2 separate regions of the Homo sapiens genome follow, and region 1 is linked to region 2. Evidence: chromatin contacts called from ENCODE Hi-C or POLR2A ChIA-PET data. All regions are on one chromosome and are shown on one strand. Each heading gives the region's core, a stretch centred on a gene start or an enhancer-like site at or near the end of the contact. The rest is flanking DNA. Distances are from core to core; before and after follow the strand shown.

The links. A loop is a pair of places that touch in the nucleus more often than their neighbours do. ChIA-PET counts read pairs that join two places held with the same protein, here RNA polymerase II (POLR2A). Pooled maps may share reads with other maps.
Region 1: a loop to region 2 is called in a pooled map, with 5 times the contacts of the local background. The contact joins the promoter of SEPTIN8 here to the promoter of RAPGEF6 in region 2. A Hi-C loop is called at or near these places in 4 of 50 pooled maps. POLR2A ChIA-PET finds 5 or more read pairs at or near these places in 2 of 52 experiments (GM12878 and activated CD4-positive, alpha-beta T cell).

What each region holds. Positions count from the first base shown.
Region 1 is chr5:132,775,944-132,778,643 of GRCh38, reverse strand. It overlaps SEPTIN8 (septin 8), which reads left to right and starts at 1,405. Exons shown (of 10, transcript NM_001098811.2): 1 at 1,405-1,536. The coding sequence starts at 1,507. RefSeq lists silencers at 1,085-1,134, 1,225-1,634.
Region 2 is chr5:131,633,802-131,636,501 of GRCh38, reverse strand. It overlaps RAPGEF6 (Rap guanine nucleotide exchange factor 6), which reads left to right and starts at 1,273. Exons shown (of 28, transcript NM_016340.6): 1 at 1,273-1,540. The coding sequence starts at 1,472. RefSeq lists enhancers at 704-903, 914-1,163, 172-1,371, 1,464-1,553, 1,501-2,083.

The sequences.
Region 1 (2,700 bases), core at 156-2,655, 1.1 Mb before region 2:
GCTAGCAGGATTCCACCAGGAAGGTTTGCCATAGATCCAGCTACCCTAACCACTGCTCTGCTCTATTTCTTGTAGATAACTTTAATACAGCATGGGAAACAGCAACATAGAGAGAGGAGCAAAGTGAAAACATTGTCAGGAAGGTCCAGCGGGAAGTCAGTCCACCTTGGGGACAAGCTACAGTTTGCCTGGGAGAGTGAGGAGGGGAAAGCCAAATCAGGGTGACAAGGTCAAACAGCAGAGAGGGGGCTCCTCTTAAGCCAGGTGTGCTAAGTCGAACGTGGTCTTTAGGCACCTCCAGTCAGCACAAGTTTCTGAGTAGGAGAAACAGGTCAGGTTGCTTCTCAGCATACTGGGGTGAGGGGTGTGTGTGGAGGGTGGACCAACCTGGGATGAGGCCAGTGGGGGGTAGGGGGCAAACCTTGCCACATTCCCAGAAAGAGCAGAGAGAAAGGCAGAGGGAAGAGAAAGAAACGGGGTTTCAGAGGATTTGGGAGCTGCTTTTGTATAGATTGTCAGTGAGAAGGATACAGAACCTCCTGAGGCCTCCGACCCTGGCGTAAGTGTTAATTTTCTGAACGTTTTGAGCAGTGACATTAGCGGAGAGAACGTGCACGCACTGGGAGTGGTCATCCTCTTTGCACAATGGTGGAACCATTAAGACGTTGTCCCAAGCCCTTGGGACAGGCAGGGTGATGGACACTTGCAATCTGACGCCTTGACCGTCGAGCTCCGCTTTTCTATTGCAGGAATCCCAGCCTAAACTGCGCATCCTGCTCGTTGGTTGCACAAGGAGCCGAAGGCTGGTCCCTTGCCCGGGAAGGCCGCCTGGCCGGACGCGCGGGTCCCGCCGGGGTTCCCGCCTTAGCTCCGGCCGGAGCATCAGGTGGGGCCCAAGACACCCGCAGACTAGGCTGCCGCGGCCTCTCCCGGATCCGACGGGTCTCCCGCAGCTTGTCCACACTCTGGTTGGTGGTCCCAGCACATTTGCAGGCTCCAGCGGGTGGAGACGGCTTGGTGGGGGAGATCTCTAGGGCGCACGCCGTGCCCCACTTCCCCCTTACGGGAAAGGCTTTCCAGCGCGCGGACCCAGGAGACTCTCACCTAGGCTCGGCCCCAGGCTCCAGGGGACACGCAGAGGCCCGCCGGGCACCAGCCCCGAGCCCCCCGACACTGCCGTCCCGGTCCCCCAACGCGCGGACTACAAGTCCCAGCAGTCCCCGCAGCTGGCACCTCCCGCCTCGCCGCGGAGACCCCCGGCCGTCCAAGCGGCGGGGCTCCGGCTGCGCTCGTGGCCGGGCCGGGCGGGGAGGCCGGTCCCGCGGGCGGGGGCAGGGGCGGCTCCGCGGCTTCTCCCGCCGCCGCCGCCAAGGGGAGTTTCCAGGAAGTGGCCATATTGGATCCATTCAGCCGCAGCCGCCCGGGCGGAGCGCGTCCCGCAGCCGGCTGGTCCCTGTCGCTGCCCCTGCGCTCGTCCCAGCCCACCCGCCCGGTGCGGAGCTCGCCATGGCGGCCACCGACCTGGAGCGCTTCTCGGTGAGGGCCCCGCTGGGCCACGGCGCGCGCGGGAGGCGCGGGGCGCAGGAGGGGCCGCCCTGCAGCTGGCGGGGGGCGCGAAGCGGGCTGTCAGCGCCTCACGGCCGGGCCTCGACACCGGGCCAGCTCGAGGACCCCGGCGCGGGCTCTCGGCCGCGCTATCGGGGGGTCCCGGAGCGTCGGGCGGCCTGCCTTGCCGGGCGGCTGGTCGGGGTCGCTTCCTGGGGCGCAGGCAAGGCTAACCCCTTTCGCGGGAAGGAGCAAAGACCCGCCTGGCTCCGGGCAGGTGCGAAGATAGAGTGGCGCCCGCGGGGCCGCAGGTGAGGGTCCGGGACACTCCGGACCCTATCGCCCAGGGTGTTTCTTTCTGCACACTTGGGGAAGAGTCCTAGCCGCACAGGTGCTGCGGGATAGGTACAGCCGGGGAGGATGGAGGCCCCAGGATCCGAGAGAGTCTCCCACACGAGCCCAGGACAGTTGCAGACTTGAGTCCTGAAGACCCTTGGCCTGCTTTTCCTTCCTCCCCCGCTCCCCTCTGCCCCGCTCCCCACGCCGGAATCCTGGGTGCGACTCCAGGCAGGTCAGGCCTCAGTGGTCGGGTCTGCGGCAGCCATTCGCCAGGAGCTGGAGGGATTCCAGACTCAGCCCAGTGGGCGTTTATTTGGGCTCCAGTCCAGGTCCTCAGAAGGTTGATGTCCCTGGTGGTCCCTGCAGGGGTCTCACTGGGCCTGAGCCTGCCGACAGCCAACTTACTAAAGGCTTTCATAATTCACTCGCGGGAGGGAGGCCTTTGGGGGGTTGTATCTGGACATCCCCTGCTGTCTAAGGCTGGATCTGGGTGTGTCTGGGAGGCTAGGCTGTGACAGTGAAGGAAGCTGTGTCCTCTTGCCAGCATGTAAGGCCCTGGTCGGCTGGAAGGGGGAGGAGGGGGAGAAGGAGGAGGAGGAGGAGGGAGGCCCAGGGCTGTTGGAGGGAAGGGGGAATTCTGAATATGTGAACGATAACGAATTGGTTCTGGGGCTAAATAAGGGAGCCAGGACTTATGTAATTAATGCTATAAATACCGTCATCCCAATTTATATATGTAAATTTTCCATTTAATCTGAAAATACATTTCTTATTCTACTTTGGAAATGTGCATGACTAAAGCAGGAGCTCTTGGTT
Region 2 (2,700 bases), core at 24-2,523:
AATGGCTATGCCACACTTCGCTGGTAAAGTTTTTGATCTATACCTGAAAAAGAGAAATGCTAATAGTATGTTGTAAACTCCCAGTTTGGGCAAGCCCCAGGACCAACAGAAAACAGTCCTTAAGTCATTGCCGGTCCCAGAAACGGTGTTGTAGCCTGAACTCTCATTGTTTTCAAATATAATTTTAACTCTTATTACGTCATTAAAATTACTGTGAAGCAGTCATTAATTGGAAAGCATGTCATAATCATAAATCACCTTGTTATTTAGTGAACTATGCTAACTGCTGTGAGAAATACCAAGGTGTACCTAGATGTAGTTACAGCCATCAAGGAGCTTAAAATTCAGTGGAAAGGTGGTGTCGCCAAAGTTAGTTACCTATGAACTTATGAGAAAGGGTAAGGAGTATCCTAGAACGATGGATTCTGGAATTGTCAGTGAGCTTATTGTTGAAACGGCCTCAGCAGCTCTCTGGCTGCTCCTAAGGGTGGTCTGTTTTTCTTACCAAGGGAGCAGTGAAACAAAACTGGCTTTATTCGGTCTGTTGGGAAGCAGACTAGAATGTAAAAAGTATTGCAAAAGTTGCCACTCGAGTCCCAACCCTAAACGCAGTTGCCTGAGGGAGGGCTGCCCCGGGCATTTAGTTACAAGAACGCAGTCTAAATCTAGTTTTTTGACTCAAAGGTAATCGTGAGCTGGCCGCGGCACCGGCTGCCTATCCTGGCCGTGAATGTTTGCTTTCTCTGCCCTGGTCTCAGGACGTCCGTTTCGAATAGATCAAGCACTTCTCTGTCGGCAGCTTTCACAAGAGATCTCGTTTTATTTAAAGAGATATGAGGTGTGCGTGGAATTCCTTCTTTGCCGAATGGCGGCTTCTACTTCCGCATATTCAAAGTCGGCAGTAGAAGTTGCAGAGGAGAGCGCAAAGCCGGACTTGGCCACACCCTGGGCTTCCGGATTTGGGCACAACAGTTCTCTCCAGTCAGAACGCCTCCCCACGGTTCTGCCCCAAAATGCTATTTTTGCTCAGGTCCTCAGCGCGTTTCCGGTGTCTCCAACGGATGGAGAAGACGGAACCACAACGCCAAGGCAGACCCCGTGACTGATTTAGGTGAGGTCTCGCGAGGTGTCTTTAAATCTCACGACGACAGCAGGAAACGACTTACTCGCACCGCCCCAATTTTAACGTCACAGTGGAGTTACTCCCTTGGGCGTTTCTTAGCGTGCGCGTGCGTGCTGCGCATGCGCACTTACTCTCCCCCGCCCCCGCGCAGACTTGTCTCCGGCCAGTCGCGCGTGGGTAGAGGCCTTAGGCGGGCGTTGCGAAGGGTTGTTTGCTAGAGTTCGGACCTTGTTACGGCGCGAAGTTCCCTCCTTGGGGCGGGGGAAAGGTACCGCACCCGCTACCTAGTGTGAATGAACTGTGGCGTGGGCTGCTAAGGGCAGGCTGCGGAGTACCCGGGCCGTGGCCATGAACTCACCCGTGGACCCTGGCGCTAGGCAGGCGTTGAGGAAGAAGCCACCCGAGCGGACTCCCGAGGTGAGGCTGGTTGACCTTTATGTGCGTCTCACAGTCCAGTAGACAGCATCCTCCTGTCTGTCCGAAATCCGCGGCGACTGCCCTCTTGCCAGAGTCTCGCACCTGCTACTGGGAATCTGTTCGCTTGAGTCTCTTCCCTGACCCAGGCCCTTGTCGCCAGCAGGGTGCCGACCGCCCTTCCTGCCTGTGATGCGGTCTTAACCCGCGTACCCGTCCTTGCCGGGGGCTTCTGAGTGTCGTTAAGAAAGCACCATTACTAAGTCGTATTTTCTGAGTTGGGTAATATGAGTTTCGCAGTTAGATGCCCATTCGTTTAAGTAGACTATGAAAAACGAGATGGAAATTGTAAGGGAAGTATCTCAGCCATGTAATTTAGAAATAGTTTTTCTTTAAAGGTCTCTGAAATATTGTACAGTTGCCTAAAAAAAAGATAAAGTTTTCAAAGTTAGTTTAAAAGTTTACATCCAGTCAAATGGTGAATTCTGTAGTAGATGATGCATGTTTAAAGAACACCACTGTAGGTACTTTTTCAGACTGTCACTGGGAAATTTTACAGTATTTTGTACTTGGATCCAAAATTTGCTGTGTCGAGTTAACAGTTATGGCATCAGCTTAAAAGATTTTTCATTCGACCTTCATGAAGGCTAGTTTTCAGGCATATAACTAAAACCTGTTAGCTTTGCTTATCCCGGTAGAATGCTAAGGTTTTGGGGAAGGTTTTCCTTGATTTGGAGGTTTCTATAACAAGTGGGACATATTTTCTAAACAAAACACTAAACAGTGTGAGTGGATTATTGGATTGTTTTGTTTAAAGTTGCAGTAAATGAAATGAAATGCTTTGGTTAATTCTTCACTTTGGAGTTTTTCAGATATGTAGTGTTTTGCATACTGAGTCTCAGTAACGTTGGGCTGACCTTTTGGGTCGTGACAATTATTCAGGTCACAACGGAAGCCATGATAGGTCAAATTATGTTATTGAAGATCCTGATGTTTGCATAGGAACAACACAAATTCTACCACTTTCCAGAGTTCTCTTTTTGAGATATACATTTATAATTCGATGAGTGTTTGTTTCCTTATGATGATTCTTGAAGTCAATGTGAGCTGATTTATGAATTTCAGTAGGCGAATTATCTTACAGCCTTTATAGCATTGGAAAG